Regions from separate parts of the Homo sapiens genome. Here region 2 is linked to region 1. A link is a contact called in ENCODE Hi-C or POLR2A ChIA-PET data. All regions are on one chromosome and are shown on one strand. Each heading gives the region's core, a stretch centred on a gene start or an enhancer-like site at or near the end of the contact. The rest is flanking DNA. Distances are from core to core; before and after follow the strand shown.

Evidence for each region. Hi-C counts contacts between places; a loop is a spot of excess contacts on that map. ChIA-PET counts read pairs that join two places held with the same protein, here RNA polymerase II (POLR2A). Pooled maps may share reads with other maps.
Region 2: a loop to region 1 is called in a map of Calu3, with 6 times the contacts of the local background. The contact joins two enhancer-like sites. A Hi-C loop is called at or near these places in 7 of 168 maps with a recorded cell type or tissue (Calu3, PC-9, aorta and 4 more) and 10 of 50 pooled maps. POLR2A ChIA-PET finds 5 or more read pairs at or near these places in 1 of 52 experiments (WTC11).

The regions. Positions count from the first base shown.
Region 1 is chr4:41,363,053-41,370,395 of GRCh38, forward strand. It overlaps a transcript of LIMCH1 not described here. Among named protein-coding and RNA genes, the nearest start is that of UCHL1, 110 kb to the left of the region's middle. RefSeq lists an enhancer at 1-433. Within about 2 kb of position 2,804, at least 2 of the 41 ENCODE cell types and tissues checked have a DNase peak (open chromatin) inside an H3K27ac peak, as active enhancers do; they include ascending aorta and dorsolateral prefrontal cortex, where a contact is called at or near this core.
Region 2 is chr4:41,501,751-41,509,093 of GRCh38, forward strand. It overlaps a transcript of LIMCH1 not described here. Among named protein-coding and RNA genes, the nearest start is that of LIMCH1, 33 kb to the right of the region's middle. Within about 2 kb of position 3,586, at least 7 of the 41 ENCODE cell types and tissues checked have a DNase peak (open chromatin) inside an H3K27ac peak, as active enhancers do; they include ascending aorta and dorsolateral prefrontal cortex, where a contact is called at or near this core.

The DNA of each region.
Region 1 (7,343 bases), core at 1,554-4,053:
AGGAGAGCTTCCCCCTCCCAGGCTATATAAAAAGGTAATTGCTCCAGGGGAAAGATAGAGACCTCCCCCTTCCTTCCCAGAGGTTCTTCTTGAAATGTAAATGCCGAGTCTGCAAACCACGGGAACCCAGAAGTTGTAACAGATGGTTTTGCATGCAGTTGCCTTGTGAACAAAGATTCCTCAGCTAATACAGCAATAATGTAGTACTTAGGGGCAGTGAATCCCCGGGTGGGGGGGCGGATTGGGGATTGGTATCTCGAGACAATTGCAACTCCTCTAGGGGCCCCATTGTCTCTGGCAGCATCCTCATTGGTAGGGCTTTGTTTTTACTTTTATTCAGTTGGTGATTAAATTTCCCATAGGTTTTTTTTCTTTCTTTCTTCTTTTTGAGTAGTCAGGAATTTCACCCTTTCATAAAAATGTTCCCTTGGGTGGAGCAAGTTAATAAACAAACTTTGCTGCTTGTCTCGCCTCGATTCTTGGTCTTCCTTGAGTCATGGATTGGCAAGAAAACATTCATTCTTAATAAAGGCTCAGGGAACCAGATCCAGGACGTAACTTGTTAGTGAGGAATTTCTCGGCGTGCAGCCTTGGCTATTTGAGGACCGTGTTACTGGGCAGGAAATGTGGCCTGGGAACGATTCCCCCACTTCAGCCCCCTTCCCCTCACTCCTTCCTTAGTTGGCAAAGGTGAAAGCTCTAACGGAGCACTAGATGGTCACAGACCACGTGGGGACAGCCCTTTAACACTCCTAGTGACTTTTTATAGCTGTAGGAACAGGTTGCACATCTAACTGTGTTTGGGAAGACTCCTAGAGGAGACAGCAAACTTGAAGTAGTAACTGTGGCTACCAGCAGGCAGGGGAGTGACTAACTTCTTTCCATACTACTTTTCTAGAAGGCCTTACTAAGCAGAACACAGTAGGTGAGAGGTCAGACCTTGGAGCTGGGCATCCTAGGTTTGAGTCCAGAGTCTGTTACTTTGTAGCTGGATGACCCTGAGCAAGCTACTTTTCCTTTACTGTGGTTCCAAATGATTTCTTTGGAAGATAGCTCTAGTTGTTAGCAACAACAAAAATGACTAAGAGTTATTATTGAGAGCATCTGTAAAACAGGATACTAATAACAGCTCACCTATTTCATAGGAGTGCTGTCAGGATTAAATCAATTAATATATTTAAAATGCTTAGAACAGTGCCCAGTACATAGGAAGTGCTGTGTAAGTATGGTTAGTAGTATTATTACCATTATTATTACCACTGCTGTTACTTTTACTACTACTATTATCATTATGATAATTATTACTACTACTGCTATTGCTATTGTTTTTTTCTGTTGTTAATAACAACTAAGGTTGATTTTGAAAGAAATGATTCAGAACACCAGATTTCCCGGGTAGAAAATATGATTCAATTGCCTACTGATTTCATCCTATTATCTCACTCTGTTAACTCTGGATACCTGGAGTCGAAGTTAACTAGATGCTACATGTCACTCTAATTTGCACTAAAAGTGACTTGGGGATCAGAGAAAAACCTTTAATATCTACTCATAAAGTGATCTTGGTAGTCCATCAAAGCTTAGAAAATTATTCTTCAATATTATGCTGAATATGTAAGTTTAATGTATAATCTTTGTTACCAAACTCCAAGCAGAATGCTCAATGCCTCTCCTCTTGTTCTTGTAGATGATCTAATATTAAATCATTATACAAATAATGGGTCCAAATATTCATCTAAATGCAGCAGAATTTTATTCACTGAGGTTGTGTCAACTCCTGCTAGGAATAAGAAGAATTCTTCCATTGATTTTCTTTCCCTCTTCCTCCCTTTTATTATTTCCTTCTTTTTTTTTGGTGGTATTTATTGAGTTACAAGAGTTTATTAGTAGGTTAGATGACTCTGATTTTCCTGATTCCCCGCTTCTCTTGGCCTCACCACCCACAACAATATTTATCTGTTCTAATCTGTGGTTCTTCTTTTCAGTGCCAAACACTTTCTGAAGAAACAGATGTCCTTCGACTTGGTTTCGGTTATGATTTGGAACAGGTTCCCAGGCCTTTAGGGAGGGACTGGAAATTTCAACCCAACTCAGCCTTATTTCTCAACTTGAGAAGTTCCTGGACTCCTTTACCTTCAATCAGAGTGTGCCCATGGGGCTTGGTGATGAATACAATCTTATTTGTGACCTAATCCATACTTCACAAGAGTGAGAACTAGTGCTGGAAGGGATCAGTTTCTCATTTTGGTTCATTCCCTGCTGCCCACATAGAATTGTTTTCTTATTCAGCTGGGACCTAATTCTGAAGATTAAAAACACTGAGGGTATCATAGCTCTCCAAGACCAAAAGATGCTTGTGTTGTTTGGCAGTAGGGAAAATTTATGAATAGCTTTTGAGATAATTTAGCATTTAATGGCCAGTAACATATGACTTTTGTGATGTAATACCATAAGTTATACATGTAGTCATTCTAATTCTCCACCTCTGTAGGGACTAGATTCTTAACATCTTTTTATCCCAACAGGTAGTTAACTTTGCAGATGGTCCTCCAGCTTTGCATAAGTTGCCAAGGAAGAGGAAGAAAAAACTTTTCTGGCTAGATCAAGGAAGGAGTAGTGGTCTGAATAGATATGTAAATGAGAGCAGGCGGCATCTTTCTCACAATGACATTTAAATAGTCTAGCTTGTTTGTATACAAGAGCAGCTATGACACAATGCTGTCACATGGTAGGAAAACAGTGAGGTCCCACAGATTTGGGGAAAGGGGATGCGGAATGGGAGGTGGAGCTGGCACTTCTTGCCCCGGCATCTCCCTGGAAACCAGTTGCATCAGGCGAGCTCCAAAGGGCAGACTGAGCACTGGCTACCAAGAAAGGGAAGGCTGAGCATGTGTTCTCAGCCACTGGGTCTCTTGGCCTCCAGCTCTCTGCTGATGGATGACAATAGAGCCATGATGTAGACAGTTGGCCTTGATTCTGTGAGTGGCAGTCAGTGCTAGGTGGGACTAGGCAGCTCTAGGAGTACTAGAAATTGGCCTGGCAGCTTCTCTTTTTGCTTTAGACCATTCTGAAGCTTAAAAGCATCATAGTTGGGGGATAACATGATGATAAAAATTATGTTAATGATGCTGATGTTGCTGATGATAAAAGGTACTATTTATTGGGTGCTTATTATGTGCCTGCTAAAGTCTATGTACAGTTGGCCCCTCGAAGTGGCGCAAAATACATTTTGTATTTTGTATTTTGGCCTTGATTTTCATGATTCAGGACAGAATCAGTTAACACTGGTTGATTTTTGACCAAACTGTTCTTACTGGAATTAGGTTTTCCTTTTAAGCCCAGTTCACTGTTCTGAGATTTTTTAAAAAGTACAATACAATTTTATAATAGAACACCTCATATGTTCCTTAGGATGTGTGTGTGTTTACATCTGAGGCAGAAGAAAGGTATCAGATATGATCTTTTTTGGAGGAAGGGTAGGGTAGATAAAAGGATGACTTCAGTGCTATTAAATCAGGAAAGGAAGGGATAATAGAACTTTGGTTTTAAGTGATTGAGAAATATAAAAATAGCCTAAACTAGAGGGCTAAAGATAATATAGGGGAAAAATAGTTCTTAAAAAAATGATAGAATATTGGAAAGACTTCTGTCTGGACATAAGATGTTATATTTCAAGGAGGAATGATGCCGTGGAATTCAGTTCTGCTGTGATAAAATTCCATGTTTGCAATATTGAAAACAACACTTCCAAAGAGATGCCCATGCATCTAACCCTGATGGGATGTGTATTAGTTCATTTACATACTGCCATAAAGATACGACCTGAGACTGGGTAATTTATAAAGAAAGGAGGTTTAACTGACTTACAGTTCCACGTGGCTGGGGAGGCCTCAAGAAACTTATAATTATGATGGAAGGCAAAGGGGAAGCAAGACAGGTCTCATATGGTGGCAGGAGAGAGAGAGCAAGCGAAGAGGGAACTGCCAAATGCTTTTAAAACCATTAGCTCTCATGAGAACTCACTCACCATCATGAGAACAGCATGGGGTAACCGCCCCCGTGATCCAGTCATCTCCCTGCAGGCTCCCTGTCCTGACATGTGGGGATTACAACTTGAGATGAGATTTGGGTGGGGACACAGAGCCAAACCATATCAGGATGGCTAGTGTATCTCAGGGAATTACCTTTGGCATCAGGAAAAGGACAGATGATATAGTCATATAAAATGCACCTAAGAAATAACTTGGCTGATACCTTTTCCCACTGTCAGCAAAACTGTGCTCTATGCTGAGACCTTAAGAATAAAATATTGGTTAGGTTGGGAAAGCTCCATGTTTCCACTGTCCTGCATTTTGCCTGTGAGAGTTACTCTAGTGTGGCTGTTGGAGGCTGCAGCTTGGCCTCCTGGTCAGTGTAAGTTAGGGACTGCCCCACCCATTCACCCCTAGATAGCCCATTAGGAGGCCATGGAGGAATACACCTGCACTTGCTTTTAAAATCAAGGTCGGCTAGGTGCGGTGGCTCACGCCTGTAATCCCAGCACTATGGGAGGCCAAGGCTGGTGGATCATGAGGTTTGGAGATCCAGACCATTCTGGCTAACACAGTGAAACCCTGTCTCTACTAAAAATCCAAAAAAAAAAAAAAAAAAAAAAGGAAAGAAAAATCATCCGGGCGTGGTGGCAGGCACCTGTAGTCCCAGCTACTCGGAACGCTGAAACAGGAGAATGGTGTGAACCTGGGAGGCGGAACTTGCAGTGAGCCAAAATCGCGCCACTGCACTCCAGCCTGGGCGGCAGTGCGAGACTCCATCATAAAAAAAAAAAAAAAAAAAAGAAATCAAGGTCAAGAACAGAAGGACTTGTAGCTTTTTCATTTCCATGACTGAAAACTGTTAAAAAAAATTCCTCAGCCTTATTTTTTTGCCAAGTATGTTCACCAAATGGGTCTGCACCAAGTGAGGAACTGAAGTTATATTTATTGCAATGAGTACATAGCTATCTTTTTCTCCCCTCAGAAGTGTTTAAAAAATATTTTGAACAATTATTTTATTTTAATTGAATATCTTATTCCAATTGAAATGGAATGAAAGCGACAATAAGCTCAGTCAAATTGTTAAAATATGAAAATAATTATTTGGGAGACTTGGCTATCACTCATTTGTAAGTTTGCTTCAGTATAAACAGTGGCAAAAATAAGCATTAATATTTTAATGTGTGAAAGTGTGCTTTCAAAAATTATTTCCTGAAAAGTGTTTACTGAGCTCCAACAATGTGCAGCATAGTGTTAGGCATGGTGTTAGGTAATGAACAAAATAAACATACTTCCTGCCCTCATGAAATATACAATGTGGCAGGGGGACAGAGAGATTAAACAATACATATATAATTACGATTTGGAATACATACTATGAAGACAAAGAATGGGGCAGGGGGGATTAAGAGAAAAGCACTCTTTAAAAAGACAAGGATTCTTAGTGAAAATAAGATTTAAGCTAAGACCACGGAAGAATTCTAAGCAGGAGAATTTGATTGATGATGATTTATTGAGAAAAGGGCTTGCGTTGGATGCTACACATACTTTTATTATGATTGTGTTTTGAAACAAGGTAGGGTAGAAACACTCTTAAATTTCTCTAGGTCTATTGAAGGTAGATATGTGTTGGTGGTAGGGCAGGGGGTGAAGGTACCTGCCTCGGAAGTTCTTGAATATTCCTTGCAGGCCACTCAGAGTTTGCATGATGATCCACTGTCCATTTTACATCTGAGGCACAGATAAGAACTCTTCTAAGAAAAATGCGGAGAGGACTTTGGGATTTGTGTTTGAGCCTAGACTCTGGATTAAAATTCTTGGACAAAATAGAGGCTGTAGAGGCTGTACTCCACTCTTAGCAGGAAGGGGCTGCGGGAAACCTGCTTGCTTTTCAGTGAGGGAAGAGAGCCATTTTGTGTGAGACTTAGGGTGGTGACCCACAGATGTCTTCTCATTTGGGAACTTTTCCCAAATTCTTCCAAAAGAGGGGGCTTTATAAACTACTAAAGCCAGGTGCCCTTTGGGATCCTCATAAATTGTAAACCCTGGAGGTCCTTGACTGAGATTCCTTTCAACACTTGAACTACCATTCTTAGACCCCCTCCCCCATCTTCCCAGTCTAACATGGCTGCTGGAGAGTCGTGATCACATCACCTTTCCAGGAAGCTGGATGGAGGCAAGGAAAGTGAAGAGTGCATCCTTCCCATATAAGGTGGCTTCTGGGAAACCCTTTCTGACATACTGGCTACTATTTTATTGCCCAGAACTTCAGGAACATGGCCCTTTCTGTATATAGGAGAGACTCTGGAGAAGGATCTTTTACCCCAGGCAGGAGTAATGCTCAGATAATATTCTTGAGTTGTATTCCTCAGGAAAAAGGGGAGAATGGCTATTGGGGTAGCCACAACCTGGAATGCCCCTTCTCCACTTCTCCAGGGACAAATCCTTTCAAGATAGAGCTTAAACCCGACTGCCTCTGCAGCATGGTCCCTGATTCCTCTAAGCTCATTAATCCTTCCCTTCTTTGTACACACCTGAGCCTCAGTTTTTGCCTTTTTTTTAGAAAAGTTGCTGTATTTTACTATCACGAATTTTTTTTGTGTGTGTGTGTGGTGGGGGGATTTGCCTCCTTTGGTGAACCCCAGAGCCCTGTGGCCAAGGACTGCGTCTTAGTCATCACCCTGTTCCCTCCTTGTTTCAGCCAGGCTGTTCCTCACTAGGGCCTCACAGCCACATTTCCCCACTGCCTGAGCGCTTTCTCAGTGAGTCTGTGCCCAGCTACGGTTGCCTGATTGGCACTTGGACTTGGCTGTGGCAGAGAAAATAGACTCTGTTGCTGCCCTGACAGGAAGCAAAGTGTGTGTGTGTGTGTGTGTTTTGTAGTGATTAAAAAAAGCAGTTTACCCAATAGTTGCCTGGAGACAGTCAGTGATTGGACACTCGGAGGGTGATTTCTCTGTTGGCCCTTGGGTGAAGATATTCTTTAGGGTGCTAACCCTCCCCTCAAGTTAGACTGGGTCAGGGCTCGTTGGAGTTCCTGGCTGCAAGGCGGGAGAGCAGACATCTCTTTTCTTTAAATAAACATGCCCCCAGCATTCGGCCTTAGGGCTCTCACCTTCTCTTTCTTTCCCTAAGTCAAAGCAAACCTCTCTTTCACCTGTTATAGAAGTCTAGCTAATTCCCACTTCTTAGGATGAGGGAAAGATAGAGCACTTCCAATGATAGTGAATCTAAAAAGAAATGGAAGAATTTTTATTATAGTGGTCACCTGTATGAGTTCTTATTAGACAGGTATTTTTAAAGGAAAAAAAC
Region 2 (7,343 bases), core at 2,336-4,835, 140 kb after region 1:
TTCCCTTGTCCACTGTATTAAATCTTTAGTGGGAATCTTAATTTAGAATCAGGAAGGCGGGTTTAAAATCAATGGCATTTTCACTCTCATCTCCCGGTGTAGAATCCTTTTTTTTTTTTTTTTTTTTTTTTTTTTTAAAAAAAACCTTCAATTTTTATTTTAAGTTCCAGGGTACGTGTGCAGGATATGCAGGTTTGTTACATAGGTAAATGTGTGCCATGGTGGTTTGCTGCATAGATCAACCCATCACCCAGGTATTAAGCCCAGCATCCATGAGCTATTCTTCCTGATGCTCTCCCTCCCCCAATGACTTCCCCCTGCCACACTGACAGGCCCCAGTGTGTGTTGTTCCCCCTATTGTCCATGTGGTCTCATCATTCAGCTCCCCCTTATAAGTGAGAAGATGTGGTGTTTGGTTTTCTGTTCTTGAGTTAGTTTGTTGAGGATTATGGCTTCCAGCTCCATCCATGTCTCTGCAAAGGATATAATTTCATTCCTTTTTATGGCTGCATAGTATTCCATGGTGTATCTGTACCACATTTTCTTTATCCAGTCTATCACTGATGGGCATTTGGATTGATTCCATTCTTCGCTATTGTGAATAGTGCTGCAATGAACATATGCGTGCCTGTATCTTTATAATAGAATGATTTATATTCCTTTGGGTATATACCCAGTAATGGGATCGCTGGGTCAAATGATATTTCTGCTTCTAGATCTCTGAGGAATCGCCACACTATCTACCACAGTAGTTGAACTAATCTACGTTCCCACCAACAGTGTAAAGCATTCCTTTTTCTCTGCAACCTCACCAGCATCTATTGTTTGACTTTTTAATAATCACTATTCTGACTGGCGTGAGACGATATCTCATTGTGGTTTTGATTTGCATTTCTCTAATCATCCGTGATGTTGAGCTTTTTTTCATACTGGTATAGAATTCTTTTTTCACTTTCCTCATTTCCTACTTGTAGAGATGTGTCAAAATGAGTTAGGTCTACATTTAAAGATGAGGTTTTTTTGGTGGTCGGGTTGGGGGTTGAGTTGAAGTTTGCTAGTGAGAATTTTTGTTGTTGTCAGTGATAGAAATGCAACTGAAACCAGTTTAAACAAAAATGGGATGTGATTGGTTTATGTGAATAAGCACGGAGGTAAATCACACACACACACACACACACACACACACACCCCAGGTACAGACATAACTATATAACCATGCTTGAATTGTGTTATCTGACTGGTCTGTCTGTCCATCCATCCATCCATCCATCCATCCATCCATCCATCCATCCATCCATCTCTTGCCTCTGCTTTCTTCTTTATTGACTTTGTCTTTGGGTAAGTTTTCCCATATGGTGACAAAGTTGGCTACTATTAGCTTTTAGCTTATATTTTACTAGCTTTGCAATCCCAGCAGGAAAAAAGAGATACTTTTTTGGAGTAATTCCAGTAGAAGTCCTGGTGCCTGCCCTTTATTGACGTGAATTGGGCCTGGTGCTCATCTCGGAATTAACCGAATGGCCAGGTCTGGATTTGCCCTTGCTTGGAGCCAGGACGTAGCATGGGCGCTCTCCACAGTCTGCCCTACCCTACAACTGCCCTACTATTCCTGGAGAGTTGGGGAGGAAAGTTGCTCAAGTGGAAATTAAGAAGCTGTTATCAAAGAAGAAGGAATGACTATTAGACCAACAAAACCAATACAGGCCCGCTGAGGGACTCTTCCATCCAACCAGGACAGACAGCCTTTGGAACTTCTAGTGGAGAAAAGGTGAGCTTAAGAGTGGTGTGAAAGGTTTATTAGGTCTCTTTGAGGCCTTGGTTAGACTTACATAGGGGTGTGTTCAGAGAAGGATGCTTTGGAGGGACTTACGTTTTCAGACCTGTCCTGTCAGGAGTCCATTCCTTTATCCCTATCCTCTCTAAACTATGGAGTGAGTTACCTTGGTGAGGTAAAACTGAGGCCACCAAAATCTATAGATCACTCCTTCCTTGGGAGTGTTGCCGGAGAAAAGCCTCTCTCCTGAGAAGCAGGCTTTGTCCTCTACCAGTCGGTTCCCTCAGCCCTCAAGTGATAACTGCCCTTGCTCTGAGCTTCCTCCCAGCCTTTTTACCTCCCTCTCTAGGGGTTTGGGCTGATGCTTCCAGGAGCTGCCATTTTTCTGATGTGGCTGCCACGTTTCCCAACTCTTCTGCCTCCGAGCACTTGGAGTTGCGAGAGAGACCTCTCTCCCAATGACAGCTCTTTGAGCAAATCTTAGACAGGTGATCCTCTGAGTAGTCTGTACTTTCTCCTTTTAATTTATAGTACCCCCTACTGAATAACTTGGCACCAATTCTCTGAGAGTGGACAGGAGACCTTGGAGCTATCCAGTTCAGTTTCTCCTCACAACCATTTGCTGTCTCCTAGAATAAGGCCCCTCCATTTTCAGCTCTGTCCAACCTCAGGGTCTGTCTCTGCATACTTCAGACCTTTCTTTCCAGGGGTTGGGGTTAATGTTTGCTTCCCTGGCATTAGTCCTGATATCTCTTCATTCTGAGTTTCCTAGTGTTTCTTTAACCATTTCTTCCAGGAGGTCTAGGGGAGCCCCAGTCAATGGGATCCCTGTGGAGCTGTTCAAACATCCTAGGTAGGTTTTGAAATTGATGAGCTCCTGTGTCTCCACAGGGATGCTATTGATGTCATCAGAACAATTCCTTTTTGCATCTGAGCAGTTCCACTCATTGCAGATAATTCACCTCCTCTGCCCTGCTCACTTCAAGCCAGTGGTGCTTCCCACTCGTGGGAGCAACCCCATACTCACCTTCAGATTCCCAAATGCTCCCTGGCAATGGCAGTATGCAGATACTCTTCATGGCTATTTGTAGCTTGCGCATAGAGAAATGCAAAGCCAAGTTTCAGTGAGTGTATGACTGTGTTTATTTTCTTACCTTGATTCTTACTGATATGCTCTCCCTTATTCTCTGGTTTGCTTATCATTTTCCCCACTCCTTTCTTCCATTTTTGTTACTATCTAAGGACATATATTTAACAAAAGCCAGTTCAAACCCTTTTATGAGAGAGTATAGTGGAAAGTGAATGGATTTTGGAATTCCTTCATTAAATCCTATGAAATTGTGTCAATAGACCAAAAAATAGTCAGATAATGTGATTTCCTAGGGTTCAACCTAGTAGATGGAGCAGATCCTAGATTTGCCTCCTGTGTATCCTTAGGCTAGTAACCTAACCTCTTTGAGTCCCCCAGTTTACTTTTATCTATAAAAACAGATCATAATTGTAAAAATCCATATAGGATTGTTCTGAGGATAAAATGAATTGAAAATATGTATAAAATTCTTTGTTCAGTGTTTGGAACATAGCAGGCACTTAAATGTTAACTTTCCCCCGTTCGTCTATGTAACAGAGAAATTACTACTTCTTGAGGTTTCTAGGAGATTCCAGTGAGAGAATACAGTCAAGCACTCAGCATAGCATCTGGCACTTGCTTGGCACCCTGTACCACTGGCTGTTCTTATTATTGTTTTTGGAAATAGTCCAAAAGTCAATTATGAATATGACATAGTCATTGCAACTCTGTGTCACTGTGCACCCAGTGGCTCGCTCCCTTGGGCTGCCAGCAAGCCACGGGATGAAGGCATTTGGATTATACTTTCTAGCTTCTCTCATCTAGCTTGTGATCAAAAACTGGGCAAGAAAATTTGGGTCCCTTACAAACTTGATCATGTGTGAATAATGAACTTTGGCTGGCAGAGCTTGGGGACTAGAGTGATTGTTTTGAAAACAATAACCCTGACCTCTGTGGTGATGTCATTTTCTCCCATCCATCCAGTCTGTTGTGGTTTTCTTCTCTGGGAAGCTGTTCCAGAACCTTCTAGGCAGTGTTAATAGGTTCTTGTCTGGCTGCTAAGTACCCATACACAACTCCACTTTAGTGCTATTATAGAGCTCTACCTCTTTGTCCCATCTTTGTACCGGATTGAGAGCTTTCTTGAAGACCCTTTGTCTTTGTATTTCACTCATTGGACACTGGTGTAGCAAATAATCCATCTATAGAAACACTTGGTGAATAGATTGAGACCAAGTTATAAGATTTCTACCTAGGCCACCTGATCATCAATGACTGCCTTTAACTTTCTCCCAGTCTTAGTCAGTATTATTCTCTCTCTCTGTGTTTCTGACACACACACACACACACACACACACACACACACACACACACACTTTGTATAAACAACAGACCCATCCCTAAAGACTGGGAGACCAAAGGATGGATGTATTTGCTTTCTTCAAGTGTAAGATTCTCTATTACAAATTCCATCTTCCTAGGAGTCATAGAACTGAACTTAAAAGTTTTGTTTTGCAAACGTATTGTCATGAAATGAAAGTGTGAGTATGTTAATCTACAAATAAGTGACCAATAAAGAATGTCTTAGTGGATTTTTGTCTCAGTTCCTGTGTTGCTGAAATGATTTTCCAAAGATAAGAAATCTGTTGGCAAACACTTATTCTATCATCACTGATAAATGAGCTGCTTGTCAGAAGGAGGTCTGGCCTTAGATTCTTGTCATGATTTCAGCATGAGATGTGGTGTGTCACGGATGTGTCCTAGTCTTGTAGGACAGGTTGAGGGTTGATGGTGTAACTTTGTGTGGAGACATTTTATCACATGGAGGAATTGTTGGCTATCGACCATGTGCTGCATAGCACCAAATTAGGCACCAAGAGGCATAAAAACAGAATGTAAGACATGATCTTCAAAAGTTTTATGATGTGCTTGGGGACTGGACCCACACACACAGAGCAGTTAAGTTACAGTGTAAACCAGTGTACGAGTAAATGTAAAACCAACAAAGATTTAATCTCCAAGATTTAATAAGAGGTTAAATGAGGATACTGTTATGACTTGGGAGACAGTTAATTGGGGAGATATAATATTAATTGACTATTAAGAATAGGTTGAGGGAAAGGGAAAATCATCTTTATAGAGAAAAACAAGTAGTTTTTTCTTTCTTTATACTTTCATAACACTCTGGTCACAAAAATGTGTGGTTTTTATCCCTCATAATGACCAATTCTCCAATACCAGCTGGTTATCTTAAAGTTTAACTTAATCTCGACACTAACTGGAGATAATACAGACTACACAGGTTAAGGGCTCAGTCCCACAAGACTGCCCCCACCCCTCATTTAGATGCCAGTTGCAAATAACAGGTCCTCAGGTGATCCACAACTTCTGTCCACTTGGCTACAAATTGGAGGCTCTCATGGCCTCCTTCTTGGGTTTGAATATTTATCAGAATGGCTCACAGAACTCCGGGGTACATCCGTGTATTTATGGATTTATTCTAAAGGATCTGATAAAGGGTACACATGAACAGCCAAATGGAAGATGCAGAGGGGAAGGCGTGGGGCCAAGGGAATAGGGTTTTCATCCCTTTCTTGTTGGTCCATCCTCCCAGCACCTCCACACGCCCAGCAACCCAGTATATCTTCAGACTCTTGAAACAGAGGGATTGAAACCGGGATTTTTATGGAGGCTTTGTCACTTAGGCATGATTGGTTGTTAATTCCATTTCCAGCCTCTCTCCCCTTCCTGGAGGATGGGAGTGGGGCTAGAAGTTCCAAGCTTCTAATCGTAGCTTGGTCTTTCTGGTAACCAGCCTCCATCTAGGAGCCTACCAAGAGTCACCTCATTAGAGCAAAAGACACTCCTATCACCCAGGAAATTCCAAGGGATTAGGAGTTCTGCGTCAGCAACTGGGGTCAGAGACTAAATATCAGAGTAAAAAAATGCACCTAGCATTCCTATTGCTCAGGAAATTACAAGGATTTTAGGGACTCTGTGCCAGGAGCTGGGGATGAAGACCAAAATATGGATTTCTTAATATAATTCACAGTATCACAGCATCCTACACAGGGACAAAGGCAGGAGGGAAGGTTTGGAGTCAGGAATGAGTAGGCTGTGTTTGGCACATATAGAGGATAGGTGCCTGAAAGGGCAAGGACATCTCTTCCTTTATCCAACTGACCTTTATAGGAACCCACTTATGAGTGTGGTAAGTTACTGTAAAGATGAATGCATTATGCAATCAAATCATGTAATGGTGGTGGTGGGAGGGGGGCGGGCAGCTGATTTGAGATCTAAATCCTGACTGTGTGGGATATAAATCTCAGATTCCCTTCAAGAAGCACATTTAGGTGGAGACCTGAACGAAGAGGAGAAATTATTCTCTTCTACCAGGAAAGAGGAAAGGGAAATGAAAGTTGAGAAGAAACATACTCTAGGGCTGAAAGAATAACATGATTGAAAACTCTACGACTGGAACAAGCTCTGTGTCTTGGAGGAATTGCAGGTAGACTTGTTTGGCCAAAAGGTAGAAAACCAGTGGGGCAATGGTATGAGATCAGTGTGGATGGAGAGAAGTAGTGGGGGCAAGATTGTGCAGGGCCTTGCAAGCCATATAAGGATTTGGTGGTTTGATTCCCAAGAGCAATGGAAATGAAGAGGATTTTGAAGAAATCAGCAGCACCTGGTAGAGTATAGTGATGAATGAAAGAAAAGACAAAAAATAATTTTGGTGTTTCAGTTGAGTGGGGTCCTGATACAAGCCAGAAAGGCTCCTCTGTTTGTTGGAGAGGTCATGGTTTTAGTTTGGGCAGGATGAGTTCGGGATATGGACAAGCCACCCAGGACCAGAGTCCTGTAGGCTGTTGGGGATGAGGGCCTGGCTCTTAGAGGTGAGACGATGCATTCAACTTGCTCAAGTTGGATTTGTGAGCCATTGTCGGACATCAGGGTTAAGCTATGAGATATGGAAGCCTCTCTGAGGGAAAGGCCACATTAGGAAAGAGCCGCAGAAGGAGGTCTCAGTTTGAGGAAGTGTCTCCCCTGGGTCATGGGTGGGAGAAAGAGAAGCTCACAAAAGAGCTATCAGAGAGATGAGAGGAAACCCAGGAGACTGTGAGGTCATGGAAACCAAGAGGGCTAAGAAGACTTTTAAGAAGGTGGAGGTGACTTGTATTGTATGTCCCCAGTAGATATCAGTTTGAGCAAAACCTCAGAAAAGGCCTGCCTTGCTTGCAGAAGGAAGGACTGGAGACTTTTAACAATTAATATGTATCTCTGGGAACTGCCAGTCAACTGATCATGATTCCACCTAACTGTTTTAGGTCTAGCTCATGTTTGTGTATCATTCCAACAGCTATTGTTAGAGACCTTGTGTAATATAAAGTACACATGCAATCATTTTCTGAAACATTGGTAAAGAGATGAGATTAGTATGACCCAATGGCTGATTAGTAGAGCAACAATACAACCTGTCATTCAAACTGAGACACTGTTCAG